Regions from separate parts of the Mus musculus genome. Here region 1 is linked to region 2. The links are chromatin loops, found by intact Hi-C in ENCODE. Cell type or tissue: heart. All regions are shown on one strand.

Evidence for each region. Hi-C counts contacts between places; a loop is a spot of excess contacts. Peaks named below come from ENCODE experiments on the same cell type or tissue, not always from the same donor. Only the 100,000 strongest peaks of a DNase experiment are listed, where the experiment ranks them.
Region 1: a loop joins it to region 2, with 2.3 times the contacts of the local background. A loop is called at or near these places in 2 of 42 quality-filtered maps.

What each region holds. Positions count from the first base shown.
Region 1 is chr14:61,121,470-61,129,469 of GRCm38, reverse strand. No RefSeq gene overlaps it. Among named protein-coding and RNA genes, the nearest start is that of Sacs, 13 kb to the left of the region's middle. In heart, no CTCF peak of the experiment used is centred here; no DNase peak of the experiment used is centred here; H3K27ac peaks cover 1,015 bases.
Region 2 is chr14:60,708,526-60,716,525 of GRCm38, reverse strand. It overlaps Spata13 (spermatogenesis associated 13), which reads right to left. Exons shown (of 13, transcript NM_001033272.2): 4 at 6,957-7,101. Among named protein-coding and RNA genes, the nearest start is that of Gm41165, 28 kb to the right of the region's middle. In heart, a CTCF peak has its summit at 4,771 (motif pointing left); a DNase peak (open chromatin) is centred at 7,105; H3K27ac peaks cover 1,128 bases.

The DNA.
Region 1 (8,000 bases), 410 kb before region 2:
TCTGCAAATTATTCCACTTACAGTAATAAGTTATCAAGGCAGGAAGTGTACAAGGCACTCCCTCTGCAACGGTGAAGGAGACAATTGTTGTTTCGCTGAGATGGTAGCTTTTGGTGGCCCAGAACAGCTGCATCAGGCCATGCAGTGACAGACTTCAGCGAATCTCTCTCCCAATGGCACCCAGGCAAATGTTGGAATAACCTCATGGCGAGTGATTGTCTGGAATGTGGAGATGCCACACTTAGGATTACACAGACCCAGAGCTAGGACACGGCAGCTGCAGAAAGCCTGAAAGAGAAGCCATTGAGAAGCCAGGCCAGCCATTTCAGCCTCAGCCTCCCTTGTACACCTGCCCCAGTCCGTCAGAGGACACTCCTTCCCTCTTCAACTCTAAGGACTACTGAAGCAAATGTCCTGAGCCCCCTTGGTGCCAAGAGACATAAGACTCATTCCTGCTCCAGGGAAGACCAGCCTCATGAGAAAGGAGATCTCATGCATTTATATAATAGCTGTGGCCTCTACACAACTGCACATATGTACCAAGTGCTAGGGACGAGGTGTAGAAAGGCAGGCGACAATGGAAGACTGTTAAATATCCCCAGGAGTGGTTTTCACACACACAAGAATATCCCTCAAATATTATTTCTGCTTTCAAAATCAGTATTCACTTCACTTGCTACACGATCTAAAATCTAATTTTTCCTTTACTTTGTAATTCAATTTATAAATCTTACTATTTTAGAAAATGAATAGTAGGACGCTACTGAATCTCAGCTCTCTGCTGAGAAAACATTCACAATTAAATGACAAACAATTCTGCCTTGTAAATGGAAAAACGCAGCTGTTCGTGAAAGCAATATAGTTTGATAAAACCTCCTTGTGTGCTTAAAATACGCTATGCATCAAATGAACATATGATACAAGTCACAAATCATCTTATATGTGTGTCATTTGAGTAAAACTTTGACAAGCTGGTGTGAATTACTGGCCACCATGGTTTTTAACTGCCCATGAGGTTTATGAGTGTGCTAGTTTTGTTTTGTTTTGTAATGTTATACCTTTAAACAGTGTACCTGTCATTGACCCTCTATATCTGTGGGTTCCACATTAGTGAAGTCAATCAACTTCAGAACGGACCAGAAATATATACAGGGGGAGGGTGGGGGGGGGGAGTCAGTCTATTCTGAACATGTCACAATAAACATGTAGGTGGTGTGCACGGACAGATACACAGTGAACACGGACACAATGATTGTATCCACAGTGAACATTACACAGAGAACATATACACGGTTCCTTTCTTCTTATCCATACTCCTCAAGCAAGACAGCGCAACAGACACTTACAGTGTATTGGCTTTTCTCATGACTGATAAAATACCTGACAGAGGCAACTTAAAGGAAAAGTGATGAATCTCAGTGTGTGATTTCAGAGTCCAATATGGCAGGAAGCGAGAGGCTGAGGTGGCTCTGTCACAGCAATAGGAGTTTGCAGCACAATTCAGTTCTCCGTCAAGATAATAATAAAGATTAGCCACCACAACAGGACTGAGAAGAGAGGTGTTCAGTTGACTCCAGTGTCTCCCCAGGGGTCACCTGAAGCAACTAGCAGAAAACACAAGCCGCTGAAGTTCTGGTGTGAGGAGTCTCTGTGCCGCCTGCACAGTGTCTGTTCTTTTTGTTTGTTTGTTTTTGTTTTTTGTTTTTGTTTTGAGACAGGGTTTCTCTGTATAGCCCTGGCTGTCCTGGAACTCACTCTGTAGACCAGGCTGGCCTCGAACTCAGAAATCTGCCTGCCTCTGCCTCTGCCTCCCGAGTGCTGGGATTAAAGGCGTGCACCACCACGCCCGGCTGTGTCTGCTCTCTAACTGATCAGATGATCAGACACAAGCTCAGTCAGGTTGTGTAACAACTGGCAGCTGCAGATATCCCTGAGCGAGCACAGGGATTCCTTAGGGGGCTAGGCCAAGTCAAAGCAGGAATGTGGGCTGCACAGATATCCCTTTCCATGGGAGGTGGAAACTCTATCTTCTTAGGGATGAGCCTGTTGTCTGGGGTCAGAGAGCAATTAATCTGGATGTGTGGAGCTTCTCAGCCCAGGAACCTGTGTATCTCTGAGTGGTCCCTTCACAGGGTGAAAATTTACCTTGAAAATGGCCAAACTATTTTGCAGCTTCAGCCATTTTATAGGAGAGACTTTGAGCCTCTGCAGACACAAGGGTCTGTGGCAAGGCATCTATCTCCATTACAACCTTTACTTAAAGCACCAAACATACAATTTATTTTTCAGCACCAATATTGAGACGGTTGTTGGGCTTGTTATTTCTGAAATCGTATTTCTAGAATTTTGCATGTCCTTATTTTATCCTAACTGACAGGCTTCAGAAACACACCATTCAGTGTCTCTCTGAGGGAGTTTCCAAAAGCTTGTCACTGAGCAGGGAAGACCCACCCTGAGGGTGGGTAAAGATTAGCTATTAATACTGAACCTACTCAATTCCCTTTTAAGCTACTGAGTAGGCGGGGCTTTGGCAGAATTCTGTAACTGCCTAGATATAGTATCAGAGGCAACAGCTGATATGGAATCAGTCCTTCTGCCAGATCATTAGGTATAATAGGTATGAGTAATAGGAACTGTTGTGGGCATCTTCCTTTCGGCAGTGTCTCAGCCTGGTAGATATAATGTGTCCTTTGACACATCCATCTCCGTTAGGCAAAAACCACCCCATTTTGTTGCATCATTACAACCGTTTATTTCAATGATAGTGAGCATACATCATAAATCCCAGAACAAGTTTAATGGAAATCGTCTTACCCCAAGCTCTGTACATTTCCTTATATTTTTCGTAACTTTTGGGGAAAGTGCAATCTAAAAATGAAAAACATCAGAAAGTTTATAAACTTGCGTAAGGGGTTCCTTTCTGTAACTACAATTTTAGTTTGGGTGAACTTTTCCCATGAACGGGAAAGCAGCAGATGTTGCATGAGTCCGAGGTAACAAGTGTCACTGCTTCCGTGTTGTCTGTACATTTTACTATCGATGCGCCTGTGTATGCTATGCTGCGGGTGGGGCTGTGCCACAGTGCGCCTGTGGAGGCCATGGAACAACTTTGTGGAGTGGGCTCTCTCCTTCCACCTTTCCTCCACACTGAACTCGGACTTGAGCAGCAAGCTCCTTTACCCCCTGAGCCGCCTTGGTGGCCCCTTGTGCCTTTTTTAAAATTCATGTTTTTAGTTAGCAGACTAAATCATAGACAATTATAGCAGATCTGAAAAATACATTTCTCAAATGTTAGTGGAGTATCACGATCACCAAAAATCAGTTGGTGTGGCATACAGGGAGCAGAGGATTTGGAGATAGCTGGGTGTGACTGTCTCCAGCATCGGTCCTTTATGCCTGAGGCCCACTGGCTTTAAATCTCTGAGCTGTATTTCTCATGTGGTGAAATGTGATTAAAAAACAAAAAGAAAAACAAAACAAAAACCCCAACTTTCAAAGTCATCTAAAGTTTGTAAAACTCCCAGATCAGCCTGTAGCTGTGTCTCTCCCTCTCCTTGGGAATAGAATGAGATTGATTGATATCCTTGCCCTGTGTTGTGTGAGCTTGCTGGATCCTGCTTGGAGATCCTCGCCATAACTGGCCAGGCTGTGCTTGGTGCCTATGAAGTGAATTCTTCTTTGACCTCTTGTTATTTTATTCTGCATGTCAAGGTCATTACTTATCCCAAGGTCTTCTCTTCAAGCCAGCTGGGGCCATGGAAAGTCAGTGCAGGGCATCCTCGGAGCAGAAGGGCCAGCTCCTTGAAAGACAATTCAAGAATTTAGCTGGATAGAAAACTCATCTCCAATTTTGGAAACCACTCTTGTCCTTTTGATTCTAAATTTAGAACTAGTCTCAACTATGGGACTTGTAACACTGCAAAATACTGGCAAGGCAGGTCCTGAGGAGCTGTGATAGAGCAAGAAAGAGTGCAGACCAAGATGGTCAGCCCCAGGGTGCCTGCCCAGCTGGGGAACCCTGGACAGGGTGTGCATGCTCGTGCACGTGTGTATGCGCTAGTGTGTGCTTTGCTGGGAATGGAATTCAGGCCAGACACGTGCTCTGCTGCAGAGTTGCTCACCAGACCCACCTTAAGCCCTGTAATTCTGTTTCCTCACCTACAAACCAACGATTGCAACAATGCCTACCCTTCCGATGGCAATGAGAATCTAAAAGCAGAGTGCCAGGCTCTCTTGCCATCAGAACCTGCCTGTGCTTAACAATGTGGGGGCACAGTAAAACTACCAAACGGGACCACTCCATGGGTAGAAAGGAAGGTATACTGGGAGGGTCAAATGCAAAGGCTGTCTGGAGGTTAGGGACAAAGAGAAGATGAAATGGCAGGAAAGCAAGCAGGCTTTATAGGACAGTCAGCAGGATAAGGGGTGTTTAGGTTGACCCAGAACTAGGTGACCTTTCCCTAGGTAGTTGACCTTTATGGCGGATCAAGAGAGGTTCCTGGTGTTTTGAGGGAGGCTCCTGGTAAACAGAACTCAGTCTTCAGGCCTCGGTTACCCAATAACAATCTTTCTGTTTGCCTGGCCAAAGTCCTTCTACTTAGGACATTGGCACAAGCGTTGCGATTTTGGGGACAGCTTTGGACCCAACACTCAGGAAAGCAATCTTGTTCAAAAGCAGCCGAAGGTGCCTGGTGAAGAGAGCATGTGTTTGACACATCAGGGTGGGAAGGCGACATCTCACGAGGTTGCCTTGAGTCTAGACTGGTACCAAGATCCAACTTGAACAGAGATTTAAAGCTGTCTTTCAGAAAACCTTCAACAGTCGTATGAAAGCTATGTGTACAGTAACACAAAAGGAGTCACTCTGTAGCCACCTCCTCTCATGCCCTCTGATTCTGGCGGGGAGTAAGTTTGAATACTTCAGCTAGTTTAATGAATGGCCATTTAAATGAGTGTGTGTCGGGAAATCTGGGCACAGGTCATTTTTTTTTTTTCAGATTCCAAAGTTGGGTGCATTCTGCAAGGAACTTTCCAGCATGTGATTAATTACTGAAAAGCCATAGTTTCAGGCACTTACATGGATTATTTTATATCACATGGAGAGCAGTATATCATCTTTTAATTCAGTGTGACGCCCTGCACACAATGCTTTTATATCCTTTAAAATAATTGTACTAAATAGTTGAAAATATTCATATTCTTTGAGTGTGAGCTTTGAATAGATGAAATTATTCATTGCTTTTCTATTTTTCTACATTCATTCATTCATTCATTCATTCATTTAAGAGGTGTACATTTGTGCCACAGTACCCATGGAGAGATAAGAGGACAACTTTTCAATCAGTTCTCTTCACGTGCCCAGTGGCTTCCTGGGATCCAACGCAGGGTATCAGGCTTGGTGTCAAACACCTTAACCCATTGAGCTATCTCATAATGTGAAACCCAGAAATCACAGAAAAAACAAAATGCAAAGTACTTTAACTTGCATTGTCAAACAAGAGTGGATAAAGAGAGGGATAGAAAATTAAATTCGGGGCTGGTGAGATGGCTCAGTAGGTAAGAGCACCCGACTGCTCTTCCGAAGGTCAGGAGTTCAAATCCCAGCAACCACATGGTGGCTTACAACCATCCGTAACGAGATCTGACTCCCTCTTCTGGAGTGTCTGAGGGCAGCTACAGTGTACTTACATATAATAAATAAATAAATCTTAAAAAAAAAAAAAAAAAAAAAAAAAAAAAAGAAACAACTATAAAAAAAAAAAAAAAGAAAATTAAATTCAAACTATAAATAGAAAAGTATATAAAATATGATGAAGTAAAATACAATATAATACAATGCACCAGAAGAGTACGTGTGGAGAACAGTATACTAGAGACACTCTGACTGACGACGTCATGTGCACACGACCTTAAAGTGTAAGAAGCATTCCGAGACAGTATTTGTGACATGTAGTAAATAAATTATTACTTATAAAAATTACAAGTCTATAAGAATAAAATAGTAGTAGAAAGAGAGACAGAAGGACCTGGAGAGATGACTCAGCAGTTAAGAGCACTGACTGCTTTTCCAGAGGTCCTGAGTTCAACTCCCAGCAACCACATGGTAGCTCACAACCATCTGTAATGAGATCTGATGCCCTCTTCTGGTGTGTCTGAAGACAGCTACAGTGTACTCATATAAATAAAAATTAATATTAATTCAAAAATTTTAAAAAGGCTGAAAATCTTAACAGTGGGAAGAGAAATAAATGGCCAGTAATTAGGTAAAATTGAGTCTTAAACTGTTATTATCAAAATTTAGAGCAGAATCAACCAACAAGATCCTATGTTCACCTAAGAGAACTTCTTCGACATCTACGCAAGACTTCACTGGAGTCTGTCCACAGCCTCATGACTTTCCTGTGGAGCAGAATTTAAGATACCAACTCCTAGACAGACACTATGGGCTAAAATGTACCCCACTCAACAGAAATAGCTGGTATCTTAGTGCTGTCTTGTCATGCTTCTCCTACTTCTTCCTTGTAGGTGTCCGAACCTCCGCTCTTGCTTGAGGGTCTCTTAACATCCTCATCCCTTAAGTCAAGCCCAAGCCAGAGCTTGTCAAATACATGAGAGATGCAAGTGCATAACATGGCCAAGAACATGACCGCCCTGTCAGCTGAGCATGCGTGCTGGGACCCTGGGTTGCCAATGTGTACTGCATGGGAATAGGGGCTCCACCCGTACAAAGGATGTGGCCTCTCCACAGACCATGCCTGCCTCTCCCAGATTGTACATCCAAGAGGTGCCCCATGTCTGATCCCCACCTGTTACCCTTGAGTCAAGTATGGAAAAAAAAATGACTGAATTGTCTGTGTGGTAGTGGCATGTTGGTAGCACCTGGCTGAAAATTCCCAGTCTCCCAGGCCCAGTTAACCGACTGTGCAAAATGGCCTCGCTTCATGGCCGCTGTGCTGACTCCTGAAGTCAGAGAAGTGTGACAAGACACCAGCTATTTCTGTTGAGTGGGATACATTTGAGCCCATAGTGTCTGTCCAGGCGCTGGGATCTTGAATTCTGCTCCACAGGAAAGTCACAAGGCTGTGGGTGGATCCCAGTGAAGTCTTGGGTGGATGTCAAAGAAGTTCCCAGTGAGAGACTTCTCTGGTGGTGCTCACTGAAGTGGCAGGGGTGGTGTGGCCAAAGGTGGGTATGGATATACCTCGAAATACATGTCTTGCATGCAGGCTTACCAGCCGTATTAGGGCAGAGGATGTAGGCTGGCTGTATGCTCAGTGTCCCGATTGATGGTTGATGAGACATTGCCTTCCCTGGAAGACTCATTCATCAAGTCACAATGTAGCACCAGGTTCTCATTTGATGCCGAGAACAGGCTTGCTGAGCTCTTGAACTTCCTAGCCTTCAGACACAGAATCAGATAAGCCCTGATTACCAAGTCTCAGGGATGTTCTTATAGCAACAGAAAGCAGACCTTATAAGACATCATCTGGTCTGTACAATGATAGATCAAAAACAAAGACTCATGCAAACTCCTGGAAAGAAAAGGGGGGAGCAGCACCAGCACCGGGTCACCTTGGATGTGGAGTCAGCAGACATCCCCAAGGTCCCCTAGAGGACTCTCCCCATGATCTTTGGACTGCCAGTGAGTGGAACACAACTTCTGTTCCAATCCAATCACGCAGGACCTGAGACAGCATCACGGAAACAGAAAAGCTGGCCTGACCAGTGTCACAAATCCTTTCCAGTCGGCACCAGCACCGGGTCACCTTGGGAGCAGAGTCGGCAGACACCCCCAAGGTCCCTAGAGAACAGCTTCTGAGGCAGACCCCGTTTTGGGCTCCAGACATCCGGGTACCTTCCCTGCCAGAGGAGAGGTGTCCGCCCCACCCAGGAGGACTTTGCCTGAGCACCTGGGGGCACCATCTTGGTTCCCAAATCCCTCTGAGACTAGTCTGCGCAGGTGAGAGTGTGGACTACAGAAGCTAACAGCTTCTGGGACA
Region 2 (8,000 bases):
CAGCCCTCCCCCAAGATCTGACACAAGTCCATGTGTCTCTGCATCTTGTATAGCTTTCTTCTGTAAGTTGCTGTTGGTCATGGTATTTTATCCCAGAAACAGAACTTGATACCAAGAATGGGGGGATTCTAGAGAACCTGAGCATGTGGACTTGGGGTGTAGGGTAAGACATGAGAAGACTCTGGACTAGAAAAGCATTGGATGCAGCAGGCAGAGCTTGGTGGTCTGTCCTCATAGGAGTGCTGACATCAAAGAGGACATAGAAGCTCAGCTCACGTGGTCTCAGAGAGCAGCAAGAACTTTAACAGCAACTGAACTAGAGGCTTTTCATCGATATGAACAACAAACATGGCTGCCTTCTACTCTGGTCCTAAGAATTTGCCTGAGGGTAAATTTAAACGTAATGGACTCTTTTATTTGCTGGAGAAAATTTCAAGACGACGTAACATAGAGTCTGTGGTGTGGTTAGTACTACTAATGCACGTGCAGCCTACAATGAAGAAGGAGCAAGCGTAACAGAAATACATCAAATGAAGTCTGAAGAGGGAAACACTGGTTAGGTTTAAGGTTGTGAGCTAGGCTCAAGCTAAGAGAGACTGGAACTCTTACGGAGATTAGCTCCACCCAGGAGAGCCCTCAGGCTCCTCACTGGAATGCAGAGAGCTGTGCCCTCAAGGCAAGACATCACTGTCTGAAAGCTACCAACAAGGGAAAGAGAAAGACCTAAACCGTTTTCCCTGTTCCTAAAAAGGAACAATAAAGCAAAGCCATCTGCAAAAGTGGCTTGAGGGGGCCAGGCTCCAGCCCAAGCTGACAGGAACCTGAAGGTGCTGCCCACACAATGCTGGATTTTGAGGAGTGGGGAATGCAAGTGTGAAGAGGGTCACAGAGTCTTCCTCCCCAGCTTCAGAGGACCACTGAAGCCAGGCTGTGTGTGGCAGGGAGTCCCTGCGTGAAGTAACTGAGAAGGAGGGAGGCTGTGAGAGGCCACTGTGTGACGCTGGGATGGTGAAGCCTAGGTTGCTGTGGAGACCTCCAGATGTTGGCGATGCCAGAGTATGAGGCATCCGTCACCCAAGGAGAGCTGCACGCAAGGGAGAGGATTCTGCCCAACAGTATGCCACAGGCAGCAAAGTGAAGGCTCTAAGTCATCCTAAGCAGTCCAGGAGTTCCCTCTATCCCCAAATCCTTCCTCCTGGAATGACATTTGCCTTCATTAGGGTTTCTATTGCCGTGATAAAACATCATGACCAAAAGCAACTTGAGGAGGAAAGGGTTTATTTCGTCTTATAGTTTCTAGCCCATCAGCCAGAGAAGTCAAGGAAGGAACTTGGAAGAAGGAACTGGCAGAGGCCATGGAGGGTGCTGCTTACTGGTTTGCTCCTTAGAGTTTGCTCAGCCTGCTTCCTTATACCATCTAGGACCTGCACAGGGACAGCATTGCCTACAGTGAATACCTTACAGACTTGCCTGCAGGTGAATCTTACGGAGGCATTTTCTCAATTCCTCTTCCCAGCTATGTCTAGGTTTGTGTCAAGCTGGCAAAACTAACCAGCACAGAATGGACCTTCTGTGCCACTATCTGTTGAAACTGTCTACTTTGCTTATGTGTGTGTGTGTGTGTGTGTGTGTGTGTGTGTGTGTGTGTAAGGTCACAGTTAAGAGATTACCTTGAGGGCTGGAGAGATGGCTCAGGGGTTAAGAGCACTGACTGCTCTTCCGAAGGTCCTGAGTTCAAATCCCAGCAACCACATGGTGGCTCACAACCACCCGTAATGAGATCTGACGCCCTCTTCTGGGTGTCTGAAGACAGCTACAATGTACTTAGATATAATAATAAAGAAATCTTAAAAAAAATCACATAAAGAGATTACCTTGAAGCCAAGTGGTGATGGAACATACCTTTAACCCCAACACTTGGAGGCAGGGGCAGCTGGATCTCTGTATGGTCTACAGAGTAAGTTCCAGGACTACCCAGAGAATCCCTGTCTTGAAAAAAACAAAAAACAAAACAACAACAACAAAAAACCCAAAACCCTTGACTCCCCAAAGAGACTTTGAACTTGGACTTTTAAACAGTGCTTAGACTAAAGGACTTTGGGGCCATACGCATTTTGCATTTGATATGATTGTGAGTCTACAGGGGCCAGGTAGTGGAATGTAGTGGTTAGAATGGACAGTGTTCACTCATAGGCTCATGTTCTTGAAGAACTTGGTGCCCAGTTGGTCGTACTATTTGAGAAGATGGTGTAGCCTTGTTCGAGGAAGTACAGCATGGGCAAAGCCTGAGTTAACTGCCTTGCCCCAGTTCCAATTCACTCTACTTTGTGTTTGAAGATCTGAGCTGTCAGCTTCCTGCTCCTGCTGCCATGGATGCTGCTTGCTGCCAAGCTTGCCCCCAACCCCCAATCTCCCACATCTCTCAGGCTGGACTCTTATCCCTCTAGAACAGTAAGCCATAACAAACTTCCATAAATTGCTTATTTTATCATTGCATCATAAAAGTAACTAATATAACATCTTAGCATCTAGAAAGAAAGGTTCTCTAACTAGGCAGTGAGGTAGGAAATGGTCTATCAGGAGCCACAAGTCAGCAAGTGAGCATGTTGGCAGCTTCTAGAAGCTATGGACCATTAGGCATTTAAACCAGAGATGCTTTAGTTGCCATGGAGACCCAAAAGGCTATGCAAGTGAAGCAAGCACCTGTTAGGTAGTTGCTGTGTTGGGCAGGAAGGTCATAACCTGACCCATGAAGTCTCTGGTTATGCCTCCCTGATCTTGGGGTCCCTAACATTAAGAGATCATTTGACTAATGAAGCAGAAAATCTGTGCATCAGCCATTGTGACAGGGAAACCCAGACTCCTGCATCGAGAAGGAGCAGGTCATCTTTGCACAGAAACTCTAGTCCTTTTGCTGCTGACAGGCTTCTCTCATTTACCTCCACCCAGGACAGAGTCACTCTCTGTGGAAGAATTGCTTTTTAACTCTTTAGAGAGAGTGAGCTTGCAAGCATGCATGCTGGAGAGCCGATGGCTTGACTGGATAGCTAGAGGAAGGAGGGGAGAGCAGAAGGTGACTATGCCTTGGTATGGGGCCAAGGGTATGAAAGACATATCAGAAGACCCTGAAAAGCTTACAAAGTGAAATGCAAAAGATGCTGCTTAATAGCCACATGGGCATGATGCTCACGGTGCACACATTGGCTCATCTTCTGTACTTTTTAAAAAAAGACTTATTTATTTATTATATGTAAGTACACTGTAGCTGTCTCCATGCACTCCAGAAGAGGGCATCAGATCCCATTACAGATGGTTGTGAGTCACCATGTGGTTGCTGGGAATTGAACTCAGGACCTTTGGAAGAGTAGTCAGTGCTCTTAACCGCTGAGCCATCTCTGCAGCCCCTTCTCTACTTATCTTGATGCAGTGGACTCAGGATGAAACAAAACACCCACCAGGCCATGGCTGCAGAAAGGATGTCCAGTCTGAGCTAGACCACAGGGCCTGCCCTCATCAGGGTTAATGATACGGTTCTCTGTAGGAACCAGATAGCTACTTGTGGTAAGCTTATTACAATGGACATTTTTATAAAAGAAGTGGGCAATGATTTGTCCTCCCTGAAAAAGCCACTTGTGCTGGACACAGATTATTCATGCCCCTCTCTGGCCTCACCAGAGGCTCCCAGACAGCCATGGCATCTCCTAGATGCCACCTAGAACTTCCCAGTGACTGGGTCACATCTAACACCACCTCAATGTAACTCAATTGCCTAGGAAACCCGGGGACACACCCTGGTGCTGCCATGATACCCTGCAGGGGCACATGCTGTGAACCTGTGACTCATGTCACCGAGGGATGCTAAGCCACAGCTGGAAACCATGGGTAAACACAGAAGCAGCTACTCTCTTACTCCACAGCGCACTTGCAAAACATTTTCCTCCCAGAAGCACTGCTCTGGCAAAACGGAATTTCATCTCCAAAAGAAGTCCTTCCATGGCACATCCCAGTTCTAGCCACAGAGTCAGACAAAGCCGGAGCTAGTCATTTCGAGTTCCTCTTGCGTCAGGGAAATGAACACCCGTGGGAACTGTGGGTGGCCTTTGTGGTCACTAACACTGAGGATACTCGGTAGGACTCATAGAGCAGCCTCATATCCATCTTCTCTTTGTTTGCCTTACTCCAAGCTACTATACGTGCTTTGTTCCTTCGTTCTCTCTGATTTTAATCTTTTTTATTCATCTTTAGGATTTTCAGGCGAACCTGGAAATCACAGTGAGGCCCAAGCTAATTTGGCTAACTTGGCCTCCTGAGATTACAGACATTGCACCACCACATACATAGGCCATTCTCCCTTCCAAAGCACAAATCAGGAGCCACCGCCCTAGACATCCTATGACATATCTGTGCCCTCAGACGCTCAACACACACACACACACACACACACACACACACACACACACAAAGAGGTTTTGCTTTTCTTTTGTTTTTCAAGACAGGATTTCTCTGTGTTGTCCTGGCTGTCCTGGAACTTGCTCTGTACACCAGGGTGTCCCCAAGCTCCGATCCACCTGCCTCTGCCTTCCTAGGGCTGGGATTAAAGGGGTGTTCTACCACATCCAGCTCTGTCTTGTTTTTAATTGGAGCACAAACTTGAACCCACCATTTTCCAATTGGCAATGGGTCCACATCGTACTCAGAAGCCCTGGTCCTCAGGAATGAGTTGCCTTCCATTTAGCTACTACCCCTGACCACAGTGCCCTCTTCTGTCCATGTCTCCTGAGCACAGTCACTCTGATCTCCTTGCTAACCTTGGTGGAACATCTGCTGCTGCTCCAGGGGACCTCACTCACTCTTCCTCATCACCCAGGTTCTGGTGACTACTCAGGGTCACTCCTGCCCCTTCCTGTCCTCCCCCACCCCTCCTCATTTTCTTGCGAGCACTAGTGACTTAGGGAATCCTACCAGGAAGCCATTCAAATGCTGGAGTGTACAGTACCCCTCTGTATCCGAGGGTCCTTTGGATGACAAGCTCCTCTGTGGATACTCAAGCCCCTTTACTTAAAATAGTTGCCTTAGCATATAACATATACATTCTCCTGAATACTCGCAATCATCTCTAGATGACTCACAAAACTTGTACAATGTAAACAGCATGTGCACACTTGCTCAAGTCTAGTGCGTAGGTCATGAAAAGGGTGGAGCTGGAACACGGAGCATGTGAGACCCTGGGTTCATGCTCAACGGAGAGGAGTCTGGGCATATTCATTGAAGATATAACTCTTCTCACTATTTCCAGTGGATTAACTGTGTAAATGGTATAGGTATAGCAGTGTAGGTTTGGCCATGGGCATACCCCACCTTGCTGTCTTCTCCTTCACGATGCCCCTGTCCTAGCCAACAGTTCCCTGCCAATCATTCCCCTCTCACAGAGCTTTAAGGGATGGAGGAGCTCTGTCACCTCTGGGTGTCACCTCTGGGAGCGAGGCCTACCCTTCTCCTGTACTAACACTGACGGCAGGGGGCTAAACCCCTGTCCAAATGCGGAGCCCACAAACGGACTCCCAGACCTTGACCTTGCCCCACCACCTACACCATGAACAGGCCACTGGGCTCAAGTGGCTGGAGATTCCCTCCTGGGATCCTGACTCTTGCAAGTACAACTGGAGAGTAGAGTAGGGCAGGCTAGCCTTTCCCCTTCTCCTGGTGGAACCATGCCCAACCTTCTGTGACTACCAGGAGCTATCGTATTATCCTCAATGTTTTATATGGGAGCACCCAACACCTTCCTAATTCATTCCCCCCTTTTTTTCTCCCTCTCCCTCTCTCCCTCTATGGTTTTTCTAGATGAGGCTTTTCTGTATAGCCCCGGCTGTTCTAGAACTAGCTCTATAGATCAGACCGGCCATAAACTCAAAGATCTGTCTAAGTGTTGGGGTTAAAGGCGTGTACCACCACGCCATCTTTTCTTTTTCCTTTCAATTCAGAGTCTCACGTAGCCCAAGTTAGCCCCACACTTGTAACTGAGGAGGACCCTGAACTTCTGGTTTTCCTGCTTCCATCTCCCAAGTACTGAGACTCCCGGCATGTTCCACTCTGCGCCGTTTTACATTAGGGTTTAAGCTCAGGGCTTTGTGAGTGCTGGGCCAGCACCCCACCAAATGAATGCACCCCAACACCCTTTTTTCTTAAACTAGTCAGTTAGTTTTACTGTTTTCAAACAAAGAACCCTAAGAGGTTTGTCTCTGTTTTTCTTTATAAATTAAAAAAAAAAAGTCACATAGACCATGAAACAGGCTTCTTGGCTGTATGTGAAGGCTGAGGAGAGACCCCCTCTGTTCCTCATAACCTAGTGTTTTCCATGCCTTTCTGATCCTTGTTGGTATCTGAGCACATGCAGGCATGATAGACATCGGGACAATTCGCTAAAGCACTTTTGATTGACCTGAACCCCCAAATGATGGTGGCATCCCTGCTCCAGACCCCTAATTGTGACCTAGATGGAAACACGGTCTTTGCAGGTGGCGAGTTAGGATGAGGGCCTTGGGGTGGGGAAGGGGCCCACTTGAGACGGATGTCCTTACAAAAGAAGGCACATTTGCAACAGGGCGAATGTCACAGAGTGTGCAGGTGGAGACAGGCTGCATGGGCCAGCCAGGGAGCCCTGAGGCTGGCAGAAGCCAGGCGAGGTTCAGCTCCCCATTCCTGCATCCTCAAAAAACCAAAAAACTACCCTCCACACCAGAACCTTAGGTCTCTAGCCTGGTCATCGGTTTACCCTGGCATGGCTCTGCAGCAACTCAAGAGACATGCAGACTTGACAGGAGTTTGAAATCCTGAGTAACCCAGATAATAACTTCCACACTGCCCTGGCCACAAGATGGGAAAAGTGCAGAATCCCTTGGTGCCTCAGGCTCCCTGGTCCCAGACAAAAGATTCCAGGAAGCCCCAAGACTCACCATTGGATGTTTTCATCTGCCGTCGCCGCCCCACGCGGTCCAGCCCGATGGGAGTGCTCTGAGAGAAGGTGAAGGGCCGGAGGCGGGCAGACACAGCCTTGTAGGGTGGAACTTGGTGTGCAGGCACAGGAGGCCTGGCTGCTGGCTGTGAAAGGAAGTGAGAAGCTGTGAGAAGGTGCCAGGAAGTCTCAGCTCCTGCGAGCCACAAAACAGTTCTGTGTTCTCGCCTTGAAGCCACTGGCAGATGTGGAGTGTCTTCTTCAAACCCCCGCCAGCAGCTGTATGCTGCACCAAGCTCTGTAGCAATAGGCTGTTCTAAAGTTCCAACAGGCAGCTTCAAAGCTGGCTCTGTCACACTTCTTCCTACTTGTGAGAGACATGCCGGTGGGGAACAGGGAGAGAAAGAGAGGCCTCTGAGGGAGAGGAAGGCTGAGGCAGCAGCAGAGCTGTGAGCGACAGTTAGGAAAGCACGGTGACCATAGCAGCATCCGAGGATGCAAGGGCAGGACCACAGCACACAGGCATGGTCACAGATCTCCAGTGACAGCTTTTATTTAAAAAGAACTTATTTAGGAGGCTGGAGAGGAGGCTCAGGATTAAGAGTGCTAGCTGTTCTACCAGAGGACCTGGATTTAATTCCTAGCACCTACATGGCAGCTCACAACTATTTGTAACTCCAGTCCCAGGGGATCTGACACCCTCACACTGGCATACATGCAAGCAAAACACCAATGCTCATAAAGTTAAAATAAATAATTCACTAAAATTGTTTTTTATCTTACATAGTTTGGGTGTATGAGAGAGAGGGGGAGAGAGAGACAGAGAGACAGAGACAGACAGACATATGAGTGGGTACCTGCAGAGGCCCAAAGAGGGTGTCTGATCCCTTTGTACTGCAGTTAAAGGTGTAAGTGAGCTGCTTCATATGGGTGTTCTATAAGAGGAATAAGAACTGTCTCCCCTACTAATGAGCTGTCTCCCCTCCTGGGCTTTTTAGGGTGTATACTAGGGTCTCACTTTGTAGACCAGGCTGGCCTCAATCCC